Regions from separate parts of the Mus musculus genome. Here region 2 is linked to region 1. The links are chromatin loops, found by intact Hi-C in ENCODE. Cell type or tissue: heart. All regions are shown on one strand. Links, peaks and the distances in the headings refer to the core of each region. The heading gives the core; the rest is flanking DNA.

Evidence for each region. Hi-C counts contacts between places; a loop is a spot of excess contacts. Peaks named below come from ENCODE experiments on the same cell type or tissue, not always from the same donor. Only the 100,000 strongest peaks of a DNase experiment are listed, where the experiment ranks them.
Region 2: it touches region 1 in a loop (3-fold over the local background); 3 of 42 quality-filtered maps call a loop at or near these places.

Annotation. Positions count from the first base shown.
Region 1 is chr13:55,626,199-55,642,177 of GRCm38, forward strand. It overlaps Ddx46 (DEAD box helicase 46), which reads left to right and starts at 8,801. Exons shown (of 23, transcript NM_001282055.1): 1 at 8,801-8,997; 2 at 11,828-12,016; 3 at 13,593-13,736. The coding sequence starts at 8,981. It overlaps Caml (calcium modulating ligand), which reads left to right. Exons shown (of 4, transcript NM_007596.2): 3 at 2,379-2,444; 4 at 5,611-6,218. The coding sequence ends at 5,802. In heart, for the core only: no CTCF peak of the experiment used is centred there; a DNase peak (open chromatin) is centred at 8,823; H3K4me3 peaks cover 1,789 bases; H3K27ac peaks cover 1,134 bases.
Region 2 is chr13:55,682,602-55,698,580 of GRCm38, forward strand. It overlaps B230219D22Rik (RIKEN cDNA B230219D22 gene), which reads left to right and starts at 10,523. Exons shown (of 2, transcript NM_181278.2): 1 at 10,523-10,746. In heart, for the core only: a CTCF peak has its summit at 10,106 (motif pointing right); a DNase peak (open chromatin) is centred at 10,470; H3K4me3 peaks cover 1,398 bases; H3K27ac peaks cover 1,545 bases.

The sequences.
Region 1 (15,979 bases), core at 7,550-10,049:
CGTAAGGCAAAACAAGTTTTAAAATGTGCTTTATGCAGCCAGGCATAGTAGCTCATGCCTTTAATCACAGCGCTTGGGAGGCAGAGGCAAGCAGAGCTCCGAATTCAAGGCCAGCCTGGTCTACAGAGCAAGTTCCAGGACAGCCAGGGCTTCACAGAGAAACCCTGTCTCAAAGACAAAGCAAAACAATATAACAACAATAACAAAACCTCTGATTTTATGCAAATATTTTCTTAAATAGAATCTGTTCAACAGATTTGATTGTCTCTCTGATGATAAATTCTCACCATAACAGAGGCCAGATGATTTTAGTCTGCGAGCCAAGAGCTGCTCTTATTTAAGGGCTCTGTGCTGTCATGATTCAAAAGCTATGCCTGGTTTTTGTTTTGTTTTGTTTTGTTTTGTTTTTTGTTTTTTGAGACAGGGTTTCTCTGTGTAGCCCTGGCTGTCCTAGAACTCACTCTGTAGAGCAGGCTGGCCTTGAACTCAGAAATCCGCCTGCCTTTGCCTCCCGAGTGCTGGGATCAAAGGCGTGCGCCACCACTCTCGGCTTTGTTTTTTTTTTTTTTAAAAACAAAGATTTGTTTATTGTATTTGTGTGATTGTTTTGCTTACATATATGTATGTATACTCGTGTGTGCAGAGTACCTTCCCGGTCAGAAGAGGGTGACAGAGCTCTGTGGAACTAGAGTTATAGGTGGTTGTGAGCTGCCATGTGGGCACTGGGAATTGAACCCGGTTCTTTTGCAAGAGCAAGAAGTGTTCTTTCCCACTGTGCCATCTATCCAGGCCCAGTGCCTCATTTCTACGTAAGGATTTTTGTTGTTTTGGTTTTCGGGTTTTACTCATATCAGATATTCAGTTGTTTGTTTCTTGCCTCTGCCACAGGACAATGTTTGTTCCTTTGCCCCTTTGATGACCTTTTACATCTTAGTAATAATTATGTAGAATAAGTGCCATATTGATCTTTTTCCTTTTGTTGAAAATGAGATATCAAGCTGCCAAGCTTTTTTTTTTTTTTTTTAATTTACATTGGTGTTCTTGTATGTCTGTGTGAGGGTGTAAAATCCTCTGGAACTGGAATTACAGACAGTTGTGAACTGCCATGTGGGTGCTGGGATTTGAACCTGGGTACTTTGAAAGAGCAGCCAGTGCTCTTACTCGCTGAGTCATCTCTCAGGCCCCCACCCTACTCTGTTTCAAGAAAGCCAGGTTGTTGTTGTCAGAGGGATCTGTGGCTTCCCTCGGAAGCTGGGTTTATGCAGACTTTTAGTCATTTGTCAGTCTCCTCCAGGGGAGAGAGATGTTACTGTACCACTTTTTTTTTTTTTTTTTTTTTTTTGAATTTATTTCTAAATGTCACATAGGTCAAAGATGTCTCAAGAGAAACCTGGATATTTTTTTTTTAAGATTTATTTATTTATTATATGTAAGTACACTGTAGCTGTCTTCAGACACTCCAGAAGAGGGCGTCAGATCTTGTTACAGATGGCTGTGAGCCACCATGTGGTTGCTGGGATTTGAACTCTGGACCTTCGGAAGAACAGTTGGGTGCTCTTACCCACTGAGCCATCTCACCAGCCCGTTACTGTACCACTTAATGTTACCAAAGAAGGTAAGCTTTGGAGCCGGGCTTGGTGGCGCACACCTTTAGTCCCAGCACTTGGGAGGCAGAGGCGGGCGGATTTCTGAGTTCGAGGCCAGCCTGGTATACAGAGCGAGTTCCAGGACAGCCAGGGCTACACAGAGAAACCCTGTCTTGAAAAACCAAAAAAAAAAGGTAAGCTTTGGGCTGGGCTCTTTAGGGCACTTCTAGGACTCTGAAGTCTGAGGTAGCAGAATCATGAGTTCAAGGCCAGCCTCTATAGTCATGGTTCTCCACCTTCCTGCTGGACCCTTTAATACAGTTCCTCATGTTGTGGTGACCCCCAACCATGAAATTATTTTCATTGCTACTTCATAACTGCAGTTTTGATGCTGTTATGAGTTGTAATGTAAATATGTTTCCTGAAGGTCTTAGGTGCCCCCTATGAAAGGATCATTTGAACCTCAAAGGGCTTGCAGCCCACATGTTGAGAACTGCTGCTCTACATAATAAGATTCTGTCTCATAAAAAAAAAAAAAAAAAAGAATAGATTGTTGTGTAAGAGAACACATTTGGAGAGGGAGCACACTGAAAAATTACGTTTGAGCGTGTTTTATGGTTAGAGACTCAGACCATGTTATTAGCTTTACTCTTCTACAGAAGTCAGATACCCTCGCCTGCTGCACTAGATGTTTTTCTGTCCTGTTTTGCCTTTATAGCCGCTGTTAAGTTGATTTATCATGATACGAGTAATTCTACTGGAAATACTTAATTTTATTTTTTATTTTTACAGTCTATATTCGCTCCATTTCTCACTTTGCAGCTTGCATACATGGGACTATACAAATATTTTCCTAAGGTAAATTTTAAGTCTTTTCTTAATTATGATGTATTTAGATTGACTCGTGACTCCATAACAGTTAACAATTTAATTTACTTGTGTGTGCATGCATTTGTGTGTATGTGTAGGATACGAGAGTGTGGACCTGCCTTTGTGGCAGTCAGAGGACAACTTTCCGGATGGTTTTCTCATGCCTTGGCTTTGAGGGATCAAACTCAGTTGTCAAGCTTATAAGCAGGCTCTTGCCTGCTGAGCCGCCTTGATGGCGGCTGACTCACTGTAAGAACTTAAAGGCTGGGAAGGTGCCTCGGTGCTTAAGAATACATTCTGCTCTAGAGGACCCAAGTTCGATGCCTAGCTCCCACGTCAGGGGGTTAACAGTTACCTGTAACTCCAGCTACAGCTACAGTGGGACCTAACTTCTTTGGCCACTGTGGGTACCTGCACTCATGTATGCATGCCTACACAGATACACAGAATTAAAAAATACAAATAAATAATTTTTAATTGAAAAAAAACTAAAAAAAAAAAAAAACCAAACAAACCTTAAGGGAAACAGTTACACTGATCTGAGTTAGTGCTACAGGAGAATAAATACAGACATACAGACAGACAGACAGACAGACAGACAGACAAACAGTAACATGCTGTCCAGCCCGGGGTTACAGAGATAGCCCAGTGTTTATGAGCCTTTACTGCTCTTGTAGAGGACCTGATTCAGTCCCAGTAGGCACACTGGCGGCTTACAAGTACCTATAATCCTAGCTCCAGAGAGCCTGATGTCCTCTCCTGGCACGATGACAGTTGCTTGTGCCCAGGGCTGAACATGTACTCAGAAGGAGAGGACACAGAGCATGGTGCTGTGTCCAACCCTCAGCACACACACAAAAAAGGAAAAAAAACAAAACAAAAGAAATCAAAACCTATTAACCTCATCAGCCTGTGAACCTGTATTTTCTCCCCTCGAAGCCCCAAGTGAGGAATATCTAACCCAAAGTGAGCTTTCATAGTCCAAGTCTCTTGTTTTTCTTGAAGAAACATCTACATATGGTTTCTTCAGCTCTCACTCTACCATCCACAACTGCAGTAGATCTTCCTTCTCTCTTTTTTTTTTTTAAAGATTTATTTCATATATATGAGTACACCGTAGCTGTTTTCAGACACACCAGAAGAGGGCATCAGATCCCATTACAGATGGTTGTGAGCCACCATGTGGTTGCTGGGAATTGAACTCAGGACCTCTGGAAGAGCAGTCAGTGCTCTTAACCACTGAGCCATCTCTCCAGCCCTCTTCTCTTTTTTTAAGTTTATTTATTTGCCAGGTGGTGGTGGTCCATGTTTTAATCCTAACAGTTGAGAGCCACAAGCAGGTGGATCTTTGAGTTTGAGGCCAGCCTGGTCTACAGAAGGAGTTCCATGTTAGCCAGGAACCCTGTTGATAGGGAATCTTGTTTATTTGGTTGTTTTGATACAGTTTCTTTGTGTAGTCCTAGTTGTCCTAGAACTTACTCTACAGACCAGGCTAGCCTAGAACCTAGAAATTCCCCTGCCTTTGCCTCCCAAGTGCTGTTATTAAAGGAATATGCCACCCGCATCCGGCAAGAATATCCTAGTATGAGTCTTTATGTGGACATAAGCTTTCATTGCTCTTGGTTAACTATATAGCTTTTTATATATTTAAAGTTGCTGAGTTACCAGTAGCTATTTAGTGATACTAAATAAATAAATTTTAGAGATCACCTTTGAATTCCATTAAAAAACTGAATCTGGGGGCTGGAGAGATAGCTCAGCGGGTAAGAGCACTGACTGTTCTTCCGAAGGTCCTGAGTTCAAATCCCAGCAACCACATGGTGGCTCACAACCATCTGTATTGAGATCTGACACCCTCTTTTGGTGTGTCTGAAGACACCTACAGTGTACTTATATATAATAATAATAAATAAACCTTAAAAAAACAAAACAAAACAAAAAAAAAAAAACTGAATCTGAGGCTGGAGAGACAACTCAGTGGTTAAGCTTCTATCACACCAGTGCCAGGGCATCTGATGGCCTCTTCTGGTTCTGCAGGCACCAGGCATGCATGTGGTATGTGAACATACATGTAGGCTAACACCCATACACATAAACTAAAGATAATTTTACAAAAACAAGACTAGTGGTGGTGGCGCACACCTTTAATCCCAGTACTCCAAGGCCGAGAGGCACGCAGATCTTTGAGTTCCAGGACAGCCAGGACTATACAGAGAAACCCTGTCTTGAAAACTTAAAAGAAAAAAAGCCTAGTGTCAGGGGATAGCACTCTAGCAGGAGTGAGGCTCTGAATCTGAACCTAGCATCTTGTGGATCTGAGCATCGTGCTTAGAGCCTATGAATCCAGCCATTGGGAAGGGGAGGTAGAAGGGTCAGTAAGTCTTCGACGTGTAGCAAACTTGAAGCCAGTGTGGGATCTCATATGAGATATATGTGGGATATCACATATGTGGGATCTCATATGTGAGACTCAGCATATGATATCATTCTCTGCTGCTCTGACAGGACGCTACTCATCTCTGAAAGCTTCTTTTCTCTCTCCTCTGAAACCCTTCCCTATATGTTTCTGTATGTGGTGATATACTGGACATCAGAACTGCCAGATCCCTTCCCTGTGCTTTGTTTACATAAGACACCAGTGCAGTCTCTGTGCCATTTGGATCCCTATGTTACACACTATCATTTCATTCATAGCCTCATATCCAGTTTTATTTTTTCTCATTTTTTTTACCCTGTTGTCATTGTGTATCTCAAAAGTTGTTACTATGTCTTGTTTCCAAAATGACACAGTTAATTAATTAGGGACTTTCTACAGGGCCCTGGCTGTCCTAGAACTCACTATGATCCCAGACTGGCTTTGAACTCACAGAGATCTGCCTGTTTCTACCTCCCAAGTGCTGGGATTAAAGATGTGCTGCATCTTGGCTAGGCAAAATGACATAGTTATAAAACAATTTTGCTGGGCATCCTGATGTCTCCTATTGCCTAATAATCCTCGGATTTACCTATTGTGCCCAGTAAGTGTTGTCATGTTATTGTTCTGACAGTTCATTAGCAGTTTTGACAACTGAGGAGAGACGGCATCTGTCCTGTCTGTAGAGCGCAGGCGTAGTCTGCTGAGAGCAAACGATTAACTTCCCTTTCATCTGTACAGGGCGAGAAGAAGGTGAAGACGACGGTGCTGACAGCTGCGCTGTTGCTGTCTGGGATTCCCGCTGAGGTGATCAACCGGTCCATGGACACCTACAGCAAGATGGGCGAGGTCTTCACGGACCTCTGCGTCTACTTCTTCACCTTCATTTTCTGTCATGAACTGCTTGATTACTGGGGTCCTGAAGTACCCTGAAACCCGAGGAACTTAGAAGTTTACAAATGACAACAACTTCTCTTTTACACTGCAGAGTCTCTAAAAGGGGCAACTTGGTTTATACCTTCATCAAAATCTTTGGCTTTACAGAAATCCAATGTAATCGTTTCCCTGATTTAAAAGGGTTGACTTTGTATCAGTACTGGTCTGAGTAACCAACTAGGTTAACGAACAGCACTAACGATTTCTCTTGTTTAATTAGAAGTCCAATCTTCCACTTTTCCTCTAATGTCTGAGATTTGTAATCCCTCTTGTAGGCCCAGGCTAGTCCTTTTAGGCGACTAGATAGACAGGTCTCAGCCTGCCTAAAAGACTGCACTTTGTATTTCTGTCATTCCTTCCTGAGAAATGAAACCATCCTCAAAATAAAAGCGAATGGAATTAGATTGACTAATAGAAGTCTGTACATTTTATTTTTAAAAATTTGAACACAAAGCCTGAAAGAGGTAGCTAGATGTATCGTTTCTTGAGTCGATGTACACGTACATATTTAAAGGGAGACGTGGTTACAGTTTGTACCCGTGGGCCGTAGTGGAGCTTGGAGACAGGATGCCTGCCTAGCACTAACGCTGACGTTTGAGGGGTGGGCAGTTACCCAAGTATTTATACGTTATTTTTTAAAGATTTATTTATTTATTATAGGTAAGTACACTATCTGTCTTCAGATACCCCAGAAGAGGGCATCAGATCTCATTACAGATGGTTGTGAGCCACCATGTGGTTGCTGGGATTTGAACTCAGAACCTTCGGAAGAGCAGTCAGTGCTCTTACCCACTAAGCCATCTCTCCAGCCCTATGCATTTTTTTAAAGGTTTATATTCTATGCATCTTGTATTCATCTCTTTTTTGTTTAGATTTAGTTTTATTTGATGTGTCTGCGTGTCCTGCCTGCATGTTTGCCTGTGTACCTTGTGCATGTCTGGTACTTGCAGAGGCCTGAAGAGGGAGTCAGATGAATCCCCTGGAGTTGTAAACAGTTGCGAGCGGCCCTGTGGGGACTGGGAACTGAATCAAAAGTCCTCTGCAAGAGCAGACAGCAATTGCTCTTAACTGTGTACCTGCCTCTCCAGCTCTACCAAAAATGTGCTTCTCTAGTCACAGTCATAGTTGGGAATTTTCTCTTGTACATTCTCACAAGTGTGTCTTTGTCTTTTGCCTTGACTTTCTGTGCTGCAACCAAACTCAGGCCTTGTGCACACCAGCTTGGTGGTCTGACATTGAGCTACATGTCTTTTAAGATTGTTCCTATTAGATTTATTCATTTTATCTTGTGTGTTTTGCCTGCCTGTATGTATTTATACCATATGTGTGCTTGGTGCTTAGGGAGGTAAGAAGAGAGCATTGGAGCCCCTGGAATTAGAGTTATGAATGGTTCTGAACCACCGTGTCTGTAATGGGAATCGAACCCAGATCTTCCGCAGGAGCAACAAGGGCTCTTTACCTCTGAGAAATCTTTTTAGCTATGCAGAGTATCTTTTAAAACCAAACTCGAACAGAAATGTTAAATTTGGCTGGGCAGTGGTGGCACACACTTTTAATCCCAGCACTTGGGAGGCAGAGGCAGGTGGATTTTTGAGTTCGAGGCCAACCTGGTCTACAGAGTGAGTTCCAGGATAGCCAGGGCTACAGAGAAACCCTGTCTTGAAAAAAAGAAAAAAAAAAAAAAAAAAAAAGAAACCAAAATTCTGGTCTACAGAGTGAGTTCCAGGACAGCCAGGGCTACACAGAGAAAGCCTGTCTCAATAAACAAAGAAAACAAACAAACAAACAAACAAAAATAGGCCAGGCAGTAGTGACGCATGACTTTAATCCCAGCACTTGGGAGGCAGAGGCAGATGGATTTCTGAGTTCGAGGCCAGCCTGGTCTACAGAGTGAGTTCCAGGACAGCCAGGGCTACACAGAGAAACCCTGTCTCAGAAAACCAACCAACCAACCAACCAACCAGCCAACCAAAAACCAATGACCGCACCTGCCAATGGTGTGATGCATGGCCCCAGGCATCCAGGTGTTCTTCTAGAATGCATTGTCTGTTCCTTTTCTGGTTTTGAGTTTGTTTTAAAATAGTTGCTCAGTGGTTCCCTTTATTAGGCCTAATTGGTTTTCATGAAAACATCCTTTTCCTAGGAAGGCATAGACGCCTCCATTTTTTGCAGTCATGAAGTTAGTCTTTTGCAGTCTTGGAGGACCTCTGTAGGTAGGGAATCTATTTGCTCTTGCTTTGCTTTGTTCTACCAAGGCCAGGTTGTCTTTAATCTGATTGGTCATTTGAGGTGTTTGTAGGCATAGGAAATCCTTTGGGAGGGCTTCTTTGTTCCAGTATAGGGGTAAGTTCGGTAAGTAAAACACTTAAAGGACAGGTCAAAATGTGAATATAAAGATAATAAGCAGAAATGGAGTGATCCAGACAAAGAGCCAGAGCAAGAGGGAGGCCCGTGCTTTTTGTCTGGTGCCTTTGGGCCCCATTTCCTGAGCGGTTGAACGGATCATGTATTCCCCCCTGCCCCGAAAGCTTCCCAGTGTTAAGAACTATTATAATCCTTAGTGCAGTTTATCTCTGTTCTGTAGATTCTAAGTCTTCACATCTCATATTGAAGAGTCTTTCCTCTTCAGTATGATGCTCCTTGTGTCGAAGACACATCACTACTATTAGTTGTCAGGATCTGGCATACACATAAGTGACTCAGTACGGAGCATATAAGGAGACAGGAGCATTAGTTAATGCAGATTAAGGCAAACAGACACACTCCCTGGGAGAGCCGCAGGCTGCATTAGGTTCCTCGGTGGTCTGCAGCGAAGACCCTTTGCAAGGCTGACCTGGCTGATGGCACACTCCATAGCGCCAAAAAGGGCTGCGGGTTGCGCTAGAAAAGTAAGTTGTTGCTGCCGGCGCAGCCCGCGCCGCGCGGCCTCCAGTCGGTTGGTGGCGCTCTGGAGAAGCAGCCGCTTCCTTCCGCCCGCTCCTTCCTTCCGCACCCCGGCACCAGCACATCCTGTTTTCGTTGGCCACGCTCTGATGGCGGTCACTGCTGGAGCTCTGTCCATTTCGTAGGACCGGTCCTCGCTCGGTACCGTGAGAGCTTGCTGCCTCCCTCCTTTGTCCTCTTCATAGGCCTGCGCATCGTCCCCGAGGGCGCAGGCCTTCTGCTGGCCGGCAGCATGGGCCGGGAGTCTCGGTGAGTCCGCGGGCGAGCGGCTTCTTGGGCTCGGAGGGGAGCGAGCGGGTGGAGGGAGCGGCGCTGCGGGTAGAGTGCGGGTGGCCGCGCGTGTGGCTGCTGAGGACCCGGTCACCCGGGCTGTGACGAGGCGCAGCTGGCATGCAGGGCAGCCGATTGCCGTGAGCTTGCGACCACCGGTCGAGCCCTGAGCGGGAACAGTCCCCCTGACCCCACCCCGCCCATCACGGAGCCTCCCGCCTCATCCCCCGGGTCAACCCAGAGCCGGTTCACTCCCGTTCCTCTTCGTCTTCACAACATTGTTTGCCTCCACTCTGGGTTACTTTCGTGCGCACGTGGGCCTCTCTGCCTAAGTCATTTAGAAGGAGCGTATGCAGGCCTTTTTTACGCACCTGCTATATGTGCAGGACCGGCTTTTATTGGGTTACAACAAAAACACCTGTTCCATGGCCATTTATTCCGCGGATACATTTTGTTACTATGTTGCCTGCTTCTTTGTGAAACCTTTCACGCGGGCACCTTACGGTGTCTTCAAAACTTTAGGTTTTAATAACGGATTAGGACCTTGAGGTAGATGATGATGATATTATTACTACTACTACTATTATTATAATCATCATCTTGAAAGATGAGATGACTGGTATGTATGTAGCCAGTCTGAAAGGTACTGTGGTTCACTGTGTAGGGAGAATGAAAACTTGGCGTACTGGGTTAAAACTTAGGTTCAGGGAAACAAGCCAAGTGTGAGTGGAGCAGCTTGAAATTTTTGCAAACCAAAAAAACCTGTAGCATCTTCCGTATAAAGGGTGTATTGCCAGTGACCATGGTTCTTTTTTTGGGGGGGTGGGGGGTCCGAGACAGGGTTTCTCTGTATAGCCCTGGCTGTTCTGGAACTTACTTTGTAGACTAGGCTGGCCTCGAATTCAGAAATCTGCCTGCCTCTGCCTCCTGAGTGCTGGGATTAAAGGCGTGCGCCACCACACCCGGCCTGAATTACCTTTCTTGATCTTGCTGTTATAATTATTATATTTGTATTGCTGGAATCAAAATAACAATAAGACCTTGCCATTTTTTGACTTAGTATCTGTTGGATCCTGTTACTTTCAAGAGGAAATTCAGACTCCCCAGACCTTTCGCAGAAGGTCCTTTTCACCCATTTACCTGCGTACAGTTGACTTCCTGTGGTGCCTGGCTTCCGCTCATCTGGAGCTTTCTAGGTAGATCCTGAGAAGGCTCAGAAAGCGAATGGATTGTTGATTCCTAGTAATGGCAGCCTTCAGTGATGGCGAGGAAGGCTGCTATGAGCTGATGTCAGGGCCTCACACATTCGGAACATGGGCTGGACGACCATGGCCTCTCCCCTCAGCACAGCCTCCCTTTCCTGCTTATTCTGGTCCCATGTGGAGACACCCAGCCCTTCTCTCTTGCCCTCATACTTGGTATTTAATTCATAATTAAGATGAGTCAGTGCTAGTGTTTTGGGCTTCTATGTTTTATCTCCACTGGAGATCTTGGTATTTCTCAGCATCTACTCTCGCTATTCTGACCTAAGCGGGGCTTCTCTGAAGCCGGATGCTTGCTTCAGTCTCATGGTTTCTCTCCTCCTGTTGCCTCCTCCGTTTGATCTGTTCTGTGCTCAGCAACAAGACAATACTTTCGTTTTTATAGATACAAGCTGCGCTTCCAACTGCCAGAGGCACTGCCTCCACCCCTGAGTGCTGGCATTGCATACCTGATTCTTGAGTGATAACTTTAAAAATAGTCATGCTTAAACATCTTCCGGTAACTTTTTCCTTTTTTGTTATTTATTGTAAGAATATTTACTCATGGGGCTGGAGAGGTGGCTCAGTGGTTCAAAGCCCTGGGTTTGCTCCAGAGGATCCAGGTTCAATTCCTAGCATCCACGTGGCTCACAGCTGTCTGTAACTCCAGTTCCACGAGTGCGCGCGCGCGCACACACACACACACACACACACACACATTTGTCCTCAGGTATATACATATACATATACACATAAATTAATTAAAATATTTATTTAGAGATGAGAACATACTGATCTTAGCCTGATTGACATAGTGATCTTTCCTCAGTAGCTTAGACACCTTAATAACACTACAGGGGGCTGCTGCCATATGTGGCCCTATAGCTTTTTATCTTACTCGGAGTAAAAGACAGTCATTGTAAGACCCGGTGAGGTTCTCCATATCTAAGTATTTTGCTATTTCTCTGATCTTGTCTCGTGGTGCTCTCTTGAGTTCTTCTCTCCTTTCCTCCCCCCCTCCCCTCCCCTCCCCTCCCCTCCCCTCCCCTCCCCACTTCTCTCCTCTTCTCTTTCCACTTCTCTCATCTTTTCTTTGAAACAGAGTCTCACTGTGTAGACTAGACTGCTGTGATCTCAGAGATGCGCTTGCTTCTGTCTCCTGAGTGCTGGGATTGAGGCATGGCCCCCACCCCTGGCCCACTGACTAGTTTGTGTAACTGTCTTCTTGCCACTTTTCCTTCATGTGCCGGTCTGGACTCCTTCCCATGAGTTTGCCCATGTGCCTTTCGCCTGGAAGGGCCCCTGCCTGTCTGCATGGCTCCTGCTTATGTTTCCTTCTGTGGTTTCTAAAATGTCACTTCATCTTGGCTGTATCTTTTCTGTGAGTTTTTTTTAAACATAGAAATAGACAGCCGGGCAGTGGTGACGCATGCCTTTAATCCTAGCACTCGGGAGGCAGAGGCAGGTGGATTTCTGAGTTTAAGGCCACTCTGGTCTACAGAGTGAGTTCCAGGACAGTCAGGACTATACAGATGCTAAGTTTGATCTTGGATTTGATACTGTTGTAGCCACTACCGAAAACGCTCAGCATCTCGAGGTCGTTCTGGAAGTCGATCGAGGAGTCGCTCACCCTCTGACAAAAGAAGCAAACGTGGGGATGACAGACGCTCTCGGAGCAGAGACAGAGACCGGAGGAGAGAGAGGTCTCGGAGTAGGGACAAGAGAAGATCTCGGTCAAGGGACAGGAAGCGCCTGAGGTAAGACGTCCAGTTCTGCAGAACCAGTGATACTGGGCCTTCCCGGATAAATTGGGCTTCTCCAAAGCTGTGTTCTAGTTTGGAAATTAGTGGCCCGTTTGTGGGCCTCCTGCTATTTTTTTTTTTAACCATTGTTTGATTAAGCACAGGACTTGTCTATAAAGAGAGTCTTAAACGGTATCTTTAAGCTTGGAAACTTTAGATTGTGTTTTCTGTAATCCAGAGAGAACCTTGAAGTCCCTGAGAGAGATAAAAGTAAGATAATATGCTCTGCTCGTGCAGATTTTATTTGATTCTGCCCAAGAGGGCTGACCCTTGTGTGAAGAGTGGCCACTAAAGCAGACACTGGGAAGAAACAGGGCAGAGTTTCTGTGGGCTCTCCTTGCTGTTTTAAGCTAATTTAATGACTGTTCTTAGATTTAAACTGAAAACCACTCCACTTTTCTATTTTCTATTTACTTACATATTTATTCACACCAATGTCAATAGTTACAGCTTTTCTCCATGAAAATGTCTTTAAAAACAGAACGCATGACAGTGTTAAACTAGGACTTTGTCTTCTTAGGATGTTGGAAGGTGAGAATGCTGTGGTCTTAGGACCTGGCACTCCAGAGAAGCAGTTACCCATGACAGTTTAGAGTGTAGGCTTGCTCACCTTCCTGTCATGTGTCCCTCAGACAGCTCTCACAGTTCTGTCAAGCGCTTGTTAAGTAAATCAGTTACTCAATAAGTAACATTCACGGTCCCCTCCCCCCAGTCCCCCCCCCTACCCCCCTCCCTGGTTTCTCTGTGTAGCCCTGGCTGTCCTGAAACTTGATTTGTAGACTAGGCTGGCCTGGAACTCACAGAGCTCCATCCTGCCTCTGTGCGCACCCCCCCCCCCCATATGCTTATCTCTGACTTTATGTGAGAATAAAATTGCAAATTTTAGGTCATGGATTTTGAGGCTGGGTGTGGTTACACATGTTTCTAATCCCAATGCTAGGAAGTCAGAGGCAGGTGGATCCCTTGTGTTCAAGTCAGTGAGACTCAAAACAACAACAGAAACAAGACTGGAGATTATATAGTGAATTCTTCATATTGTCTAGTTGAGGAACTTGGGATCCAGGGAGTTGGGGGTCTGCCCTCTGTCACGTGGTAACTAGCAGCTCTAGGGGAGAAGTGTCACCTCTTAGTCTTAAGATTCTGATCTTTGAGCCAGGTCTGTCTGTGTCCTTATGAAGGCCCAGGCCTCCCCTCGGCAACACTTCCCCCTTGCTGAGATTAGGAGTTTGATTAGCTCAGCCAGTGACCAGGGCTGAGCTGCAGCTCTAGCTGGAGACTGCCTGAAATTTAAAGTATCTGTTACAGCCTGCTGTGTTAGCTAAGGTCACTATGGGAACTAGTGTCCTCCCATTTCCCTCGATTCTCGTGGGAACTGGCGTCCCTTGTTTCCTGTTTGGCTGATTTGGTAGCTAAGTGAGGCTCTGTAAGGCCTCAGCAGTGATCATAATTGTAAGGCCTTTTCGGGTTGGGACAGTCACGGTCTGCAGTAATTCTCTTTGGCCACAAAATAAAAGAAAACTCTTCCCGTCAGGCGCTCCAGAAGTAGAGAGCGAGACAGAAGCCGAGAGCGGAGAAGATCTCGGAGCAGAGATAGAAGGCGCTCAAGGAGTCGAAGCCGGGGCAGGCGGTCCCGGTCCTCCAGTCCTGGCAGCAAAACCAAGAAGACTGAGAACAGGTAACGCCGTCCTCAGACTGCGCCTGCTGCTACAGGCTTTGACGCTCGCTGGGAAGTGTTGGCAGAGTGTTTATTAGGCTGTGGGGCTTATGTTTCAGTTGAGAATAGCAGATTCTATTGTTTTTACACTCCACACTGAACCCTTATTTCTTATTTATTAACGGTCAGAACTTCTGTTATCATCTTTTGTGGGGCAGTGACTATTGTCTCAGGCATGCTGGTCACCATTTGAGGTAAGCCCTCTGTATTCAGCTCCATCCTTGGCCTCAGTTTTGTTTTTTTTTTCTTTGAGATTCTTTTTTCTGATAGTTAGATATTGGTTGACAACTTTTTAAAGATTTCTTTTTATTGATTTATGCATGCCTGTGTAGGTGTGTACAGGCGCATAGGTGCCAGTGGAAGCAGGAGGCCTCAGATCCCCAGGAGCTGGAGGTACAAGAATCTTATTCACTTAGACACTGGCAGATTCTATTGGGTTTTGTTTTTGGTTTTTTGGTTTTTTTTTTTTTTTTTTTTTTTTTTGGTTGGTTTTTTTCGAGATAGTTTCTCTGGATAGCCTTGGCTTTGTAGACCGGGCTGGCCTCGAACTCAGAAATCCGCCTACCTCTGCCTCCCGAGTGCTGGGATTAAAGGTGTGGGGCACCACACCCGGCTCTATTGGTTTTATACTCTACACTGTACCTTATTTAATGCATGTTATTAACGGTCAGAACTTTGTAAGCATCTTTTGTGGTGGTGTGCGCCACCTGCTGGGGGTGCTGGGAACTGAACTCCTTTGCCAGAGCAGTAGTGATTTAACCATTGAGTAAGCTGTGCAGCCCAACAATAGCTTTTTTTTTTTTTTTTGTAGACAGGGTTTCTCTGTATAGCCCTGGCTGTCCTGGAACTCACTTTGTAGACCAGGCTGGCCTCGAACTCAGAAATCCCCCTGCCTCTGCCTCCTGAGTGCTGGGATTAAAGGCATGCGCCACCACGCCCGGCTCAACAGTAGCTTCTTAACATTCGTTGTGCGCCTGTTGAATTGCTGTTTGGGGAAGTGTGGCCTTGGCTTGTGAGAGTTAGTGTGTATGTTTCTTGTGATGCTGGTTAACACGTGGCTGAAAGCCTCTTGTCAGGTCAGCGGGCTTGCTCTCCAGTCTCCTACCACCCGGTAACACTGCTTACTGAAACCACAAGTGTGCTATGTTGACGCTCACCTGTTTCCTGTTTTATCCAGTGTTGGCATCTCTCCAGGGTTGTTTGTTTGACTTTGTAAGTTGTACTTTTATTTTACCAAGGCCAGTGTAATACTGTTGAGGTTTCTTGAAATTAAAAGATAATCCTGGATCCTAGCATTTAGGAGGCAGAGGCAGGTGGATCACCACTCCTGGAACAGTGATTGATGCTTTCACCAGGAGCTGTCTTTAGCCCGTTTTCTCTCTTGACCTTGCTTGTGGGGATGTGGCCATCCATTTTATACTTACTTCAAATTCATACCCCATTCGCCTGACTTACCTTTTATTGTTTGAGGGGCTCTTGCTGTGCGGTGCTGGCTCCCTCACAAGCTCCCTCTGCCTCCTGAGCGAGCTTCACTGTTAGCTCTCTCCCCTGGGGAAGCCACTGTGGAGCTTTTCCTTACTGCCTCCCACCTGTGTGCGCCCCTTAGAGTACTTTGTGTTTTAGCTGCACGTGACTGGAATCCTGTAGTCTTCGCTCAGTGTTGAGGTTTGCCTGGGCTGGTTCAGTTTTGTTGTTGAATAGTGTTCTGCATACTATACATAGCTTACTATGCCATTGAATGGACTTGTATGCAGCTAGACTTTGAGGGCCCTCAGCTTTTTTTTTCTCATTTCTTTTTTCTGTAATGTTGTCATCAAACCCAAAATCTTGTGCTTTATGTTATAGGCAGGTGCTTTCTTCCTGAGATATATCCATGGCTTATGGCTTTTTGAGTGCCATAGCATATCTGTGCGTGAGCATTCCTAGGCATTACGTCTAGAAGGGAGACTGTGGCCATAGACACAGCTCTGCTTTAACTTGGTGATGGCCGCAGGTTCCTTTCTGAAGAGTTTGCCCTTCTACCCTACCACAGCGTGAGAAAATTCTCTTGGTCCATGCCATCCCAGTGTCTAAAATTGCTAGACTTTTGTGTTTCTGCCAGTTGGTTAGATATGCGATTATATTGTAGATTTTTTTATTTTGAGAATTGGAAAAAATTTTATTATGGAGAGAAGTATTCAAGAGATGACTGTTGGCTTCCTGAG
Region 2 (15,979 bases), core at 8,882-11,381, 58 kb after region 1:
CAATACTACTTTTTGGTTTTTTTGTTTTGTTTTTGAGACGGTGCCAGTACCCTCTGTAGTCTTAGCTGGCATGGACCCCTGATGTCTTGCTCCCTCGAGTGTTAGGATTACAGGTACGAGGCACAGCCTGCTACACAGAGCTGTACTCGTGTTTATTGCCCACCCCATAGAATGTAAGCTTCCTGAGGCTAGAGACCGTGTAGTCCTCCATTATCAATGCCTACAGTCAGTAAATGCTTGATTTTACAGACTTGAGTTGTGTGTCCAAGGCGATACACATAGCAAGAGGCAACCTTTAGGGCTCAGGTGTGTTTTGTCACTCAAGTCCTGTGTTATGCATGATGTTCCACTTTGGCTTCCGATTAGGATATGCCACTGCAGGGCTGGAAATGGAAGTCTGTGGTAGAGCCCAGCATTTGTGAGGTGCTGGGTTCCTAGCAACACATCTGGCAGAAAAAGAACATGCTAATACTGTTTTATTTGTTGTTGTTTTTGTTTGTTTTGGGGTGTTTTGTTTGTTTGGTTTTAGTTTTGGGCTTTTTTGCTATCTGCATGCTGCTTTGGAAGAAGGAACTGTAGGGACAGCAAACAAGCTTGTTGGCCCGCAGGTGGTTGGCTCCGTACAGGTGTTGGAAATTGGTTCTAATGCTGTGTCTGATTTTGGCTCCCAAAAGCTGTGCTTCCAGACCTGAGGGTCCCTGCCCCGAGCTGGCTTTGATTGATAATAAAGAATTGCTGTACAGCCATTGACAAAGCGGGACTTTTAGATTGCATGGGCAAGGGACTGAGAGAGGGATGAGATTTAAGAGCTGCAGAAGAAAAATTAGCAATGTAGCTGGGAAGGGAAAGTGGTCCAGGGGTGGGGGTGGGGGTGCTGGACTCCCCAGAGGCAACAGGGCAGCAAAGATAAGACAACTCGGTGCCCAGCCATTGAGCTAGTCAAGGTTATCAAGGTTAGCTGGTGTATGTGTCTCTTTCAAGAATCCAAAAGGCTCCTGGCTGGGTGCAGGACACACTGGACTCACTGGAAGCCAGAGTGGTTTAACAAATTCACTGCTACGTACAGGAGCATAGGTTGCCGAAAGGCAGCTGCAGTATTGAGGAGTCTCCTCTTACATGATCCTTATGGAGCAAGGGAGGGGACCTTGATCTCCTGAAGGCTTGTGAGTCAGCCTTCCCCTCCACTGACCTCAGACTGTCTCATGTGGGAATGAGCCAGAGCTGCTCCCCAGGCACAAAGAAAGTATCTTCTCTCCCCCAGAGTCTGATTGAAATCTTCAGCGGAGAACAGAGAGTTCCAGCACAGCCAGTGTTTGCTGTGAAGACCTGAAGGATGATGCTTTGTTTCTGTAGAGAATTCCAGGTAGAGAGCTGAAGAGATGGCTCAGTGGGTAAAGGCACTTATTACTTAGTCCAAAGACCTGAATAAGGTTCCTAAGACCCTCATGATGAAGGAGAGAACCTTCCCACAAACTCTGTGACGTGTGCAACCCATGCCTCCAAATTAAAATGTAATAAAAAGAAGAATGCCATATATTCAGCTCAAAATCCCGTAACCTTCAACATCATCTCATCCTGACTGTCCTGGAGCGCTCTGAAGAGTCCTCCCCCCCAACCCCCATTAAACCTATTCTTTATCGCTGTTTGGGGGGGTGTGAATTCTAGAATACACTGAGGAGTACCTGTAGGGGTGACTCTTGATGTCCTACTCCAATGGGTCTGTAATCAACAGAGACACCTTTGGACGGGTCTTTGAGGGCACATCCAAGGAATGTTAGCTCTAAGAATTGGGAAATGCTGTGTGCAGAGTGTGTGGTGGGCTCAGCTTCTGGAGCCCAGGAACCAGCAGTGCTGCCCGCTCCTTCGCTCTTTCCTGGCCAGTGCACCGCCACTACCGTCACTGTTGGTTTGCTCTCACATACGAACCCACCCACGGGCCTTCTGGGCTAGCTTGGGACTGCTGAGGGAGGCATCATCCTCATGGTCCGACCAGCCCCTCGGGTGCTCAGCCATTCCAGCATGCAGACAGCCATTGTACATCTCAGCCAGTGTTGGTTAAAGCGGGGTGTAGTGGCTATTCCTGGTTGTCAACTTGACTATATCTGGAATGAACTATAATCCAGAATTGGAAGGCTCACCAGTGACCCTAATCTGGAGGTTGGGGCATACAAGTTTCTGACCTGGATCTTGGTATGGAGATCTTGAGGCATTGTGGCTATGGATTCCAGAAGATTAAGACAGGGAAATCTCAGCCGGGCATGGTGGCACACTTGGGAGGCAGAGGCAGGCAAATGTCTGAGTTTGAGGCCAGCCTGGTCTACAAAGTGAGTTCCAGGACAGCCAGGGCTATACAGAGAAACCCTGGCTCGAAAGACAAAACAAACAAAGACTGGGAAATCTCTGAGTTCAAGGTCACCTGGGATTAAAGATGTGGTAGTACACACCTTTAATCTGGGCTACACCTTCTGCTGGAGACTATATAAGGACATTGGAAGAAGGGAGTCTCACTCTCCCTCTCCCCCTCTCCCTCTCTCTCCTTCGCCTGCTTGCCATGTGAGACTGAGCAACTGCTAGATCCTTGGACTTCCATTCACAGCTGCTGCTGACCATTATTGGGAGTTGGGCTGCAGACTATAAGTCATCAATATATCCCTTACTATATAGAGACTACCCATAAGTTCTGTGACTCTAGAAACCCTAATACACAGTATAATAAATCCCTCCCACGCGTGTATTTCTGTCGTTCCTGTTCCTTTAGAAACCCTAACCACACCAGCTTCAGTCCTGCCTTGTTCCTTTCTGTAGCAGACTTTCCTGGAATGATCTCAACAGGGGGTTAAGAATGGTCAGGATGGCCGGGCAGTGGTGGCGCATGCCTTTAATCCCAGCACTTGGGAGGCAGAGGCAGGCGGATTTCTGAGTTCAAGGCCAGCCTGGTCTACAGAGAGTTCCAGGACAGCCAGGGCTATACAGAGAAACCCTGTCTTAGAAGAAAAAAAAAAAAAAAAAAAAAAAAAACTAAACAAAAAAAGAATGAAAACAACAAGCTGGAGAGATGGCTCAGAAGTTAAGAGCTCTGGTTGCTCTTCCAAAGGTTGTGAGTTCAGGTCCCAGCAACCATGTGGTGGCTCATCATCTAAAATGGGGTCTGACGCCCTTTTCTTAGAGGTGTATGTGTAGATAGAACACTAAAATGAATAAAATCTTAAAAAAAAAAAGCAACAAAAAAAGAATAGCCTCATAGACTCACATTTTTCAATGGCTTAGGGAGTGACATTAGGAGGTGCTGCCTTGTTAGAGGGATTGGCACTAGGTTTGGGGCTTTCAAGAGCCCAGGCCAGGCTTAGTGGCTTGCTCTTCCTGCTGCTGCCTGTGGATCTGGATGTAGAACTCAGGTACATCTGCCAGCACCGTGTCTGCCAGCTTGCTGCCATGCCTCCCGACATTGTGATAATGGACCAAATCTCAGAAACTGTATGTCAGCCCCAATGAAATGCTTCTCCCCATCCCGCAAGACAGGGATTTACTATGTAGCCCTGACTGTCCTGGAACTCTCTATGTAGACCGGCTGGCCTCAGACTGCCTGAGATATATCTATCTCGCTCAGCCTCCTGGATGCTGGGACTAAAGGTGTGTGCCACAGCGCTCAGCTCTCAAATGCTTTTGTGAGAGTCAACATGGTCGCAGTTTTCTTCCTAGCCATAGCACACCTGGCTAAGACACTGAGTCAGAAATGTGGAGCACATTCGTGATTCCGGTGCTGAGGAAGCAGAGATAGGTGGTCCCTTGGGGCTTGCTAGCCAGCCAGCCTGGCCTGCTTAGCCAATAAGAGACTGAGGAAATGAGGTAATCGGCAGTGAGGACCAGCGCCTGCTTTGTCCTCAGCCCTCTACTTACATGCACAGAGAAAAAAGAAATCTGAAATTAGATGTTAGACCTTGCTGTCTCTTAAAATCTATCACTTTCTATCTTACAGGTTCTGGCACTTTCCCTAAATTCTTTGTGGTGAAGTTGTAATGTATGGGGGTTTTGGGGTTATTTTTTGTTTGTTTGTTTGTTTGTTTTGTTTTGTTTTTCGAGACAGGGTTTTTCTGTGTAGCCCTGGCTGTCCTGGAACTCACTCTGGAGACCAGGCTGGCCGCAAACTCAGAAATCTGCCTGCCTCTGCCTCCCAAGTGCTGGGATTAAAGGTGTGTGCCACCACTGCCCAGCTTGGTTTTTATTTATTTTTTTTTTTTAAAGATTTATTTATTATATGTAAGTACACTGTAGCTGTCTTCAGACATTCCAGAAGAGGGCGTCAGATCTTGTTACAGATGGTTGTGAGCCACCATATGGTTGCTGGGATTTGAACTCCAGACCTTCGGAAGAGCAGTTGGGTGCTCTTACCCACTGAGCCATCTCACCAGCCCCGGTTTTTATTTTTTATTATTTATTTATTTATTGTTTTTTCGAGACAGGGTTTCTCTGTATAGCTCTGGCTGTCCTAGAACTCACTTTGTAGACCAGTCTGGCCTCGAACTCAGAAATCCACTTGCCTCTGCCTCCCTAGTGCTGGGATTAAAGGCATGCGCCACCACACCCGGCGGCGGCTAATTTTTTTTTAATGTCTCTTTTTCTTACAAACAGTAACCAGTTCTCTTAACTCCTTGTCAGCCCTCCTCCCAGTTTCTAGCCCAGCCCTTCAAATGTTTCTCCTGACTGGTTGTCCCTCAGTTCCTCAGCAGTCTGCTCAAATAGGAACAGTCCCTTCTGTTTCCCCAATACTTGCAGCTCAAAAAGAGTGAATTCTCACACTTGTTGTGCAAACTTTGCTTCTCAATTTAAAACTATTGGTTGAAAGAAGATGCCTACAGCCTGTAGCTGGGCACAAGAGAGGTAGGTGGGGCTTTGGTTCCCCAGCTTGGGGTCTGAGATGGAGGAGGAGAGAGGGAGGAAGGGAAGGAGGAAGGTGCCATGGGGTGGTTGGGTGGTGAGCAGATGGCCACGAGGGGTGGTTGGCCAGTTGGAATAGGAGCAGCCCAGGCGGAGCATGGCGAGTTATATCTTGGGGCAGTTGACAGGGAAGCCGACAAAGTAACATAGAGGGTTGGTGTCTGCTCAGGCCTAGTGCTTGTCGGGCTTATCATAAATATGTTCTGTGTCTCTTCCTTAGGATGAGGTAGAAACTCCCAATTAATATTTACCACCACCACAACTATTCTAGCATGTCTACTCAGCTAAGCTTCTCCTGGCTTGGCTCTCACTCTTCTCACTCTGCCAGCCCAGTCCACCTTCCACTCACTGTCTCCTAACAATATCGTCTCTGGCACAACTCAGCTTCTGCCCAACACTCTCCTGTTTTCACTCTGCTCAGTCTCTCTCTCTCTTTTTTTTTTTTGCACCGACTGTCTTCGCTAACCCTACTCCCCTCTCTTGGCTTCTGCCTGCTTTTTATATCCTCTCCTGTTCCCAGAAGTCCAAGAGGCAACTGGCACTGAAGGTCATAGGGTCAAGCAGTTCTAATGGGCCAGTTGCTTAGCAACTGGGGGTCTTTTAAAGGGCCAGGGACACAAAATAAACCACACTACATACCTCCTATGAGTCTGCCTTTGTGTCTGACATCATTGGAAGTTAGGATTCCCTAAGACAAGCCTTCAGTCCTATTGAGAGCAGTGCTCTCCAGAGACCATTGAAGGCTGCATGCGTGTGGTTTCTCAGAGAACAAGGAGCCAAGCGCAGCCTCTCCTCAGGCTGAGTTGGAGATCTATAATTGCTTTCCTGCTAAACAGTCACTTTCCCAGATGTCTACTCAGTTTGCTTTTGTTTGAGACTAAGCTGCTCTGTTGAGATACCAAATCTTTCAAGTTCAGACTCCATTTTAGAGAAGTTGACCTAATTTTGAACTCAGGTAAACTAGCAGGCTGGTAGCTAGTATTAGTTTCCAAGTTGCCCTCCAACAAAACCCAAGCCTAACTCTAGTCTCTAGGCTAATACCCAACAAGACCAGAGTTTCCAGGTTACACCATCAACAAGACCAGTGTCTCCAGGTTATTTCCCCAACAAACCTGCACCCCAGGTTACAAGCCCACCCCCTGCCTAACGATCACCAATGCAGAGAGGAGCAGAAGTTAAGTTTATGATATGACTCCCAGGCTAGTGAGATGGCTCAGTGGGTAAGAGCACTGACTGCTCTTCCGAAGGTCCAGAGTTCAAATCCCAACAACCACATGGTGGCTCACAACTGCCTGTAATGAGATCTGATGCCCTCTCCTGGTGTGTCTGAAGTCAGCTATAGTGTACTTCTATATAATAATAAATAAAGCCGGGCGTGGTGGCGCACGCCTTTAATCCCAGCACTTGGGAGGTAGAGGCAGGCAGATTTCTGAGTTTGAGGCCAGCCTGGTCTACAGAGTGAGTTCCAGGACAGCCAGGGCTATACAGAGAAACCCTGTCTCAAAAAAAAAATAAAAAATAATTAAATAAATAATTAAATAAATCTTTGGGCTGGAGCAAGCAGGGACTGAGCGATTGGAGTTGACAGGGTGAGCAGGGCCACCTGGAGTGAGAGGGGTTGACCAGAGCGAGCAGAGGTCCTAAAAAAATTCAAATTCCCAGCAACCACATGAAGGCTCGCAACCATCTGTATAGCTACAGTGTACTCACATACATAAAACAAATAAATCTAAAAAAAAAAAAAAACAAATGCTATGACTCCCAGCACCAGCCAATTGTGTTAAAGGGCACAGGAGCTTTCCAATTAGATGCTCGTGCATGCACTCTATGCTTACTCTAAAGCCTTGCCCCATAGACATTCGGGGCTCCCCCCCCAAAACCATCCTGTGTGATGGTGGTGTGTTGGGTGGGCCCAAGCTAGCACGAATAGAATAGAGATCCTGCTATGAGCTACATCAGATCAGCTTTTGTGTGTGTTTTGGGGGATCACTAACATTTCCCTGGCACAACACTGTCAACTGTTCCCAACCTGTGGGTGGAGACTCGGGAGATCCTCTATCTCCAAAACATTTTAGGGTTTCATGACACTAGCAAAATTTCAGTTATGAAGTATCAACAAAATAATTTTATGGTTGGGGTCACCACAACTTGGAGAGCTATATTAAAGGGTCATAGCAATAGGAAGCTTGTGAACCACTGTTCTTTGTAGTCCTGGCTGTCCTATAACTGGCTGTGTAGACCAGACTGTTGAATTCATAGAGATCCTCCTGCCTCTGCCTCCCCAGTGCTGTGATTAAAGACATGTTCCACCAAGTCTGGCTTTTGTTCAGAGTTTTTACTGGAGGTCAAGTCGGCAGATCACTGTCCTGCGGCTAATCTGTCTCCAGTTTTACTGGAGATGGTACTGATATGGTGCAGCGTGGCAGACCTTGGCTGAATCACTTTGATAGACAAGTCTCCAAGCCCCAGGCCAGCACAAACACTATACTGGCTAGTTTTGTGTCAACTTGACACAAGCTGGAGTTATTACAGAATAAGGAGCTTCAGTTGGGGAAATGCCTCCATGAGATCCAGCTGTGGGGCATTTTCTCAAATAGTGATCAAGGAAGAGAGACCCCTTGTGGGTGGGACCATCTCTGGGCTGGTAGTCTTGGGTCCTATAAGAGAGCAGGCTGAGGGGTTGAGGATTTAGCTCAGCGCTAGAGCCCTTGCCTAGCAACCCCAAGGCCCTGGGTTCGGTCCTCAGCTCTGGGCGGGGGGTGGGGGACAAAATAAGAGAGCAGGCTGACCAAGCCAGTAAGTAACATCCCTCCATGGCCTCTGCATCAGCTCCTGCTTCCTGACCTGCTTGAGTTCTAGTCCTGACTTCCTTTGGTGATGAACAGCAATGTGGAAGTGTAAGCTGAATAAATCCTTTCTTCCCCAACTGCTTCTTGGTCATAATGTTTGTGCAGGAATAGAAACCCTGACGAAAGCCGGGCTTGGTGGCGGCACTCTGGAGGCAGAGGCAGGTGGACTTCTGAGTTCGAGGCCAGCCTGGTCTACAAAGTGAGTTCCAGACAGCCAGGGCTATACAGAGAAACCCTGTCTCATAAAACAAAACAAATAAAAACAACAACAAAAAAACCAAAAAACAAAACCAAAAAAAAAAACCCACAAACAAACAAACAAAAGAAACCCTGACTAAGACAAACACAATGAAGCATGGCATAGAGATCACCTCCAAGCTTCAGCCGGAGCTGAAGGTCCTTTAGCTCTATTCAAAAAGAAACTGGCTTGAGCCAGTAACTCTAAATGCAGTGCCAGGACCCTCCTAAGAGCAGCTTGTAAAAGCTAGAAAGATGGCTCAATAGTTAAGAGCACTGGCTGCTTGCTCTTCCAGAGGTCCTGAGTTCAATTCCCAGCAACCACATGGACATTCACAACTATCTGTAATGGGATCTGATGCCCTCTTCTGGTGTGCCTGAAGACAGCTACAGTGTACTCATAAATGAAATAAATAAATCTTTTAAGTGCCAGGGGCCTAGTTTCCAGCCTCTAGTTAAAGCTCAAAAAATGGACACATCAGTACCCTCAATGTCACAGCTCAGCAGCCAGAGCTAGCAATTGAGTGCCCTCCTTTTTATGAGCAGGAAGGTGGACTTCCAGGCTCACCTCTCAGCTCTCTGACTCCCAGATTTCTGCAGTCTAGCTGCTACAGTGTAGCCACCTGCTAAGCTGCTTCTGGGCTGCCAGCTCCAAGCTTTAGGCTGGCTCCTCTTAAGTTGTGGCCGAAGTAAGGCCCATTGGAGCAGCTGCCAGTGGTTCTCTCTATCAGACAGGAGTCTCCTTGGCAGCTCTGGGATTTGTGGGTTTTTTTTTTCCATTAAAAAAAAAACAATAATAGCAAAACTATGTTGTTAATGCCCGCTTTAGTACCTTTGAAGAGAGGGGCTGTTTGCTCCTTGGGTACCATGGGGAATCTAGGGTTATTGTTGCCTCCTGCTGGGGAGGTTTTGGTTTTCCCTCAGAAGTCTATTTAGAGACAGAAGACTGTCAATTTCCTTCTTTCTTTCTTTCTTTCTTTCTTTCTTTCTTTCTTTCTTTCAAGATTTATTTATTTATTTCCTGTATGTAAGTGTACTGTCACTGACACACCAGAAGAGGGCATCAGATCTCATTACAGATGGTTGTGAGCCACCATGTGGTTGCTGGGAATTGAACTCAGGACCTCTGGAAGAACAGTCAGTGCTCTTAACCACTGAGCCATAACTCCAGCCCAATACTATCAATTTCATGTTCCGGGCTTATAGTAAGAACTCTGAATCCAGGATAATTCTACAACCAAGCGACTCAGAAGGAAATACCGCCAAATGGAATTAGGCTAGTGGTTCCGCCTTTTAGGATAAAGGATATGGCACATTGTAGAGATGTCAGGGATTAAAAAAAAAAAAAAAACTAAATACTACAGGGCACCCCACATAAAATACCTTAATTATTACACATCTTACATCTGAGAGCCCTAACACCATCACCATCTGAATATTCTCATGTTTGGATATGGGCAGTCCTGCCCTACCCACCCTTAAGAAACTAAAGGGCAGACACTGAGTCTTTTTGTTTGTTTGTTTGTTTGTTTGGGGAGGGTTTCAAGGCAGGCTGTCCTGGAACTCACTCTGTAGACCAGGCTGGCCTCAAACTCAGAAATCCGCCTACTTTTGCCTCCCAAGTGCTGGGATTAAAGGCGTGCGCCACCACTGCCCAGTTTTGAGTTGGTTATTTATTTATTTAGCCATTGTGGGATTTCAGAATCATTTTTATTTGCATTTCCATGATGACTAAGGATTTTCAACATTTCTTTTAGATTTATTTGGGAATACTTCTGCTGCCTGGAGATGAGCTAACTTGAAGCCCAAGGATAGTAAGTACCATGGCTAGAAAATTCTCAAAGACTGAGGTAAGGCTGGGAGCTCCACCTTACCCCTGAGATGCTAGCTGCAGGAAAGAAGCAAGCTTTACTGGTACCTCTGCTGTGAACCCTGACCATGATGAGTCACCCGTGTGCCTACTCATATTGCCGTGCCTAACATTTCTGCTGGTTTATTTTTGTTTGTTCATGCTCTGTAGCCCAGGTTGACTCCAAACTCATTTTATGTATATGAGTACACTGTAGCTCTCAGACACACCAGAAGAGGGCAATCAGATCCCTTTACAGATGGTTGTGAGCCACCATGTGGTTGCTGGGACTTGAACTCAGGACCTCTGGAAGAGCAGTCTGTGCTCCTAACCACTGAGCCATCTCTCCAGCCCCCAGACAATGAATGAGTCTTAAGGGCTGCAGACAGGCATGAGCAAACATCGTTTTCAAACAGCTGTGTAAACGGCTTCTGGACAACTGCAGCGGGCTTCAAACGATGCCTGCGTCACGGAGTGACCCTGCATTCTGGGAAGTCACCGAGCCGACCATCCGCTCGCTCATCTTGGCGGGACTGGAGCTCCGCACAGGGACCGTCCGCTTCGCGCGCGCCTGCGCACTCCGTTCGCGGGCCGCGCGAAGAGTCTCGCGATACTTAGGCGTGCCTGCGCCTGCGCAGGCGGCGCTCACATTCCGGGGCTGTGGCGGCTTCTTCCTCCCGCGTCCGGGGCCCCGCGGTGAGGGCTCCAGGGAGTCGGGCGCTGGCGTGGCCTTCGCCGCCGCCGCCGCCGGCCCTCTGCCGTGACTGGACAGGGCCGCCCGGAGCGGGCGCGGCCGGAGTGAACGGAACGGGCGGGAGCTTTCCTGCCTATGGGCGGCCCCTGGGCGCTCTGAGGGCCGGGCTCCGAGCGGCCGAGGTAGGGCGCGGGGCGGCGGCTGGCGCGGGGCCCGGCGAGCGGGATGCGGGATGCGGCGGCGAGCGCGGGCGCCTCCTTCCTCCGGGGCGGCCTCCTTCCCCGCGGTACTTCCGCCCGGGCGCCCGCCGGCCTCGCGGCAAGCGGAAGTCACGGCGCGGGCCGCGCAGCCAGGGCTGCAGGGTGGGCGCGGGGCCGCAGTCTCGCCCTGGAGCTGCGGTCGTCCCCGCATCCCGAGAGCGCGGCGGGGAACGCCTCGGGGTCCCGTTAGGATGCTGACTTGGGGAAGCGCCGTGGGGCACGGCTAAGGAGCGCAGAGAAGACAAAGGAGACCGTTATTTATGTTGTGTAAACTTCTCGGGAGGCGGGAGCGGAGCAGCATCCTCAGTGGTTGACACGGCCTCCCACACTTGTTTAGAATTATAAAATCATATGTGATTATATACAGTAGTTAGCTAGATAGTAACAAAACACCGAGGGTTGTGGGATATTTGATCCTTGGAGGAGAACGGCGTGTGGGCCTTTGAAGCTTTGCTATATTTACAAAGCTTAAAGGTGCCTTGTGAATTTACTAAAAATAGTTTTTTTGGGAGCAATGTCTGCCACATTCAAGGTAAAAAAAAAAAAAGAAAGAAATGTGATTGTTTCATTGGAAGACGGCAGGATTAAACACCCACAGTAAAACTTAAGGGAAAGCAGGTCGCAGCAGACCTTCAAAACTACTAATTTAGTCACAGTGAAACTCCTCGCTGGCTTCCTTAAACTTACCGGTGCACCATTTTAAAAGATGCTTCTTCGTTTGTTTGATGTGTGCAAGGCATTGGGGTCCACCCCTAGTACCACAAACAAAACAAAACCAACTGTAGCCTTTGCTTTGCAACACGATTTGTTCTGTTAACTCCTAGCTTATGTTCCACCCACGTCTTAAGAGAAATTCCTCCGCCCACTTTTCTCAAATGTAACCTGCATCATTTTAGTGAACTTTGCATGGAAAGAATCCAAGAATAGCTGGGAAAAAAAGCAGTTAAGAGCGTGTACCAGGCTTGAAGAGAAGTAGGGTTTGGCTCCCTGCACTACGGTGCACTGGGAACCAAATGTAACTCCATGTGTTGCACCCCGGGGGGACTCACACTCATTTGTTCTCATGTAGACAAGCATAATTTAAAACATAAGGTAATAGCTGACCAAGCATGTTGGTTAACACCTTTACACCCATTACTTTCTTGGTGAGGCAGGAGGATTGTTATGAAGACAAACCTCAAAAATTAAAAATCCCCAAAAGCAAACCAAAGAATTATCAGCAGGTAGGTCTTAGAGTGGAAAGAGGTAGGCATTAATGCTAATGTGTTAGCCAAATGCTGAAATTTATCATGCATGTAAATATATGTGGTGGTTTTATACACAACGGACTTTATAGTGCCGAAATAGGTTGTAAGAATATTTTTTCTGGGCTGGAGAGATGGCTCAGTGGTTAAGAGCACTAGTCGGTCTTCCAGAGGTCCTGAGTTCAATTCCCAGAAATCACATTGTGGCTCACAACCATCTAAATAATGGGATCTGATGCCCTCTTTTATCATGCAGACATACATGCAAATGGAGTACGCATATGTATATAAGTAAGCTTTTTAAAAAGAATATTTTTTTCTATATCTGGAAGTCCCGTGTGTAAGAGAAAGAACTCCCACCTTACTACCTCATTTTTTGCTTTCTATGAAGCTCAGGGCTCGCTATGCCTCTGGATTCTCTGATTCAGCTTTCCCAGATAAGATTTGCAGGCATTCTTGCACATCTGTGTGTGCACATGTGTGTGCATTCGTATTGCCTAAGTCAGTGCCAGGCGTCTGCCTTGGTTGCTGCACTCCATCTTGGTTTTTGAGATAAAGTCTCCTACTGAGCTTGATCCTGGAGCTCTCAGTGTCACAGCTGACCAGTGCCTTATAGGACTCTGCTACCTCCCTCCTGGGGCTACAGACACAGGGCGCTGTACTTGACAGTTTTGTGTATGCTGGAGATCCAAACCTGAGCCAGCGCCAAGGGTTTGTGTTTGTTTGTTTGTTTTGTTTTTTGAGGCCCTGGCTGTTCTGGAATTTGCTTGCAATATCTAGAGAAAATTTTGGTTGTCATAAACTTGGGGAAAAGCACTATTACATCCAGTGGGGTTCTGTTAAACAGCCTCAGTGTAGAGAAGACATGCCTGGCTGCTCAGTGTAGAGAAGACATGCCTGGCTGCCATGACTATGCCATGCCAACACCAATTGTTGGCTCTCTTTTCAGATTATCTGAATTCCTATTTGCTTTGTAATCTCCTAATGAGTGTCCTGTCAGGTTGCTTGAAGTCAATTCCCATTTCTTTAAAGAAAGGAAAAACAGCCTTGTGTGTGTGTGTGTGTGTGTGTGTGTGTGTGTGTGTGTGTGTGTGTGACTATTTGTGTTGATGCAGTGGGCAGTGGCCAGGGTATTGAGTGCCCTCTGTCAGTCTCTCTGTCTTTCCCTCCCCTTGTCTGGCCCCCCCCCCCCCCCCCCCCCCCCCCCCCGTCAGGTTTTCTTTGTGTAGCCCTGGCTGTCCTGGAATTAGCTCTGTAGACTAGGCTGGCCTTGAACTCATAGAGATCACCTGCCTCTGCCTCCTGAGTTCTGGGATTAAAAATGAGTCACCACAGCAAGGCTCTACCTGTCCTTTTGAGGCAAGGGTCTCTCCCTGAACCTGTAGCTTTTTTTCTCAGCTAAGTTGGAATCTCAAGCACCATTGATCTTCCTGACCACTCCTATCAGTGAGCTGTGTGCTTAGGCAAAACTGGTCAGTAGGGTAGGTGCTGATATCCTAGTCCTTAGGATAGTGCATCCAGCACTGTTAACTGCTGAGCCAGTCTCCAGCTCCTGTTCCTCTTTCTTTCTTTTTTTTTTTTTTTTTTTTTTTTTTTTGGTTTTTCGAGACAGGGTTTCTCCGTATAGCCCTGGCTGTCCTGGAACTCACTTTGTAGACCAGGCTGGCCTCGAACTCAGAGATCCACCTGCCTCTGCCTCCCAAGTGCTGGGATTAAAGGCGTGTGCCACCACGCCCGGCTGTTTCTTTAACAAAACATACTCTGAGGATTCCGTGCAAAGTGGCTGATATAGATAGAATGCTCAGAGAACAACTTTAGGCCAATATGTTTAAAACTTACCTTGGGGATTTCTCTTTTCTTTTCTTTTCTTTTCTTTTCTTTTCTTTTCTTTTCTTTTCTTTTCTTTTCTTTTCTTTTCTTTTTTCTGTTGTTGCTTGTTTGTTTTCCAAGACAGGGTTTCTCTGGCTCTCCTGGAACCCCTGTAGACCCGGCTGGCTAGAAACAGATCCAATTGCTTTGCCTCTTTGCTGGGATTAAAGGCATGTGCCAACTCTTATTTGTTTCCTGAAATTAGAATGGGAGCTAGTGAAGTAAGTATTGATAGTTAGGTCTTATATCTTTGAGAAGTGAGTAAAAATTATTCCTTTTAATATTTTTGTTTTTCTTTGACTAGTTTTATAATTTCAAGTCTGTGTTGCTCTGATCATACACAGATAGCTTCTCAATGTATTTTTTACTTCATAATTGAAACCTTAAACTACCTGGGCAACAATTCTGTTGATTCTCAGCAGAAACTGAGCTGAGTACCATGTGCTCTGCAGTATGAGACCTCTTTCCTGTGCTGTCAGGAGCCAAGTGCCTTAGTCTCTGCTCCGGGAGGAGTGCAGCTCTATGTGTGTGGAGGATGCCATTTCAGGCGGGACCTTCATATGCACATTCACGGCCTTGTCTTTCTTGCCTTAGTGTAGTATTTCAGCCTGAAAACTTGTTGCACATGTGGTGCAGACTTGTATAGAAAGAAAAAAAATCACAGACAAAACAGTGACTTTGGACTTGTTCAGAGCTCTGTAAAGCAGATGACCTGTTTGACATTAAGTATATGTCTTGGGAAGAAATGGTATTTGATTGTTACCCATATTTTTGTTTTTGAGATGGTTTCTCTGCGTTAGCCCTGGCTGTCCTGGAACTCACTCTGTAGACCAGGCTGGCCTCGAACTCAGAAATCCACCTGCCTCTGCCTCCCAAGTGCTGGGATTAAAGGCGTGTGCCCCCACTGTCAGACGATGCCCATATTTTTGATGTTCAGGTCTTGACTGTGCTCATCTATTTTAGCTGATCAGAGCTTTCGGTTAGCCTCTGTGCTGATACTGCCTTTTGTTTAGATAGAGGCCATCTGTGTGCTGGGCCAAGACATTGTGTTCCTTGCTTGACGCTATCTGGTTTTGAAAAGTGTAACTCACACTAAGGATTCTGTATAAATTATTCATTACCATAATGACTAGGTGTCCCCCTTGTGGAAACTGATAGGGTTAAGAGCACACAAGTGAGAATGTACCCAGGAGGCATGCCAAGGTTATACAAGGACAACCATTTTTATACGAGTTCTGGGGTTTTATTTGTGTTGAAAATTTTTTAACATTTATTTCTGTGTTTGTGTGTGTGTATGTATGTATGTTGTGCAAGTATGTGGATATCAGTGAACAACTTGAGTAGATTTTCCTACCTTTCTGGTCATGGGAATTGATTTTATATGTCAGGTTTGGTGGCAAGGGGCTTTACTTGCTGTGACATCTTTTTGGCCCTTGTTTTAGATTTTATCTTTGTAGGGTTTAATAATGTAAAAGGAAAAAAAGCCTACAAAATATTCATTTTCTACTTGCATCAGCCTTAATCAGAATATTATAGGTATTAAGTTAGTGTTTTGAGTTCTGTTTTCAGAAGAATTTAGATTTTTTTTAAAGATTTATTGTTTGTACATGAGTACACGGTAGCTTTCTTCTGACACACCAGAAGAGGGCATCAGATCCCACTACAGATGGTTATGAGCCACCATGTGGTTGCTGGGAATTGAAATCAGGACCTCTGGGAGAGCAGTCAGTGCTCTTAACCACTGAGCCAACTCTCCAGCCCTCAAGAATTTAGATTTTTAAAAAATAATTGTATGACTGTTTTGCCTACATGTATGTATGTTTACCATGGGCATGCTTGGTGTCCAAGGAGATCAGAAGAGGATGTCAGCCCCCTGGAACTGGAATTATTACTGAGGGTGTGAACCACCATGTAGGTGCTGGAACCTGAACTGTGGTCCATTGCAAGAGCAGCAGGTCTTCTGCTGAGCCTTCGTTTCATCCTCTAGTTGAGTGACCTTATGTGACAGTTGTTCTACCTATAACTGAGAAAAACATGACTCT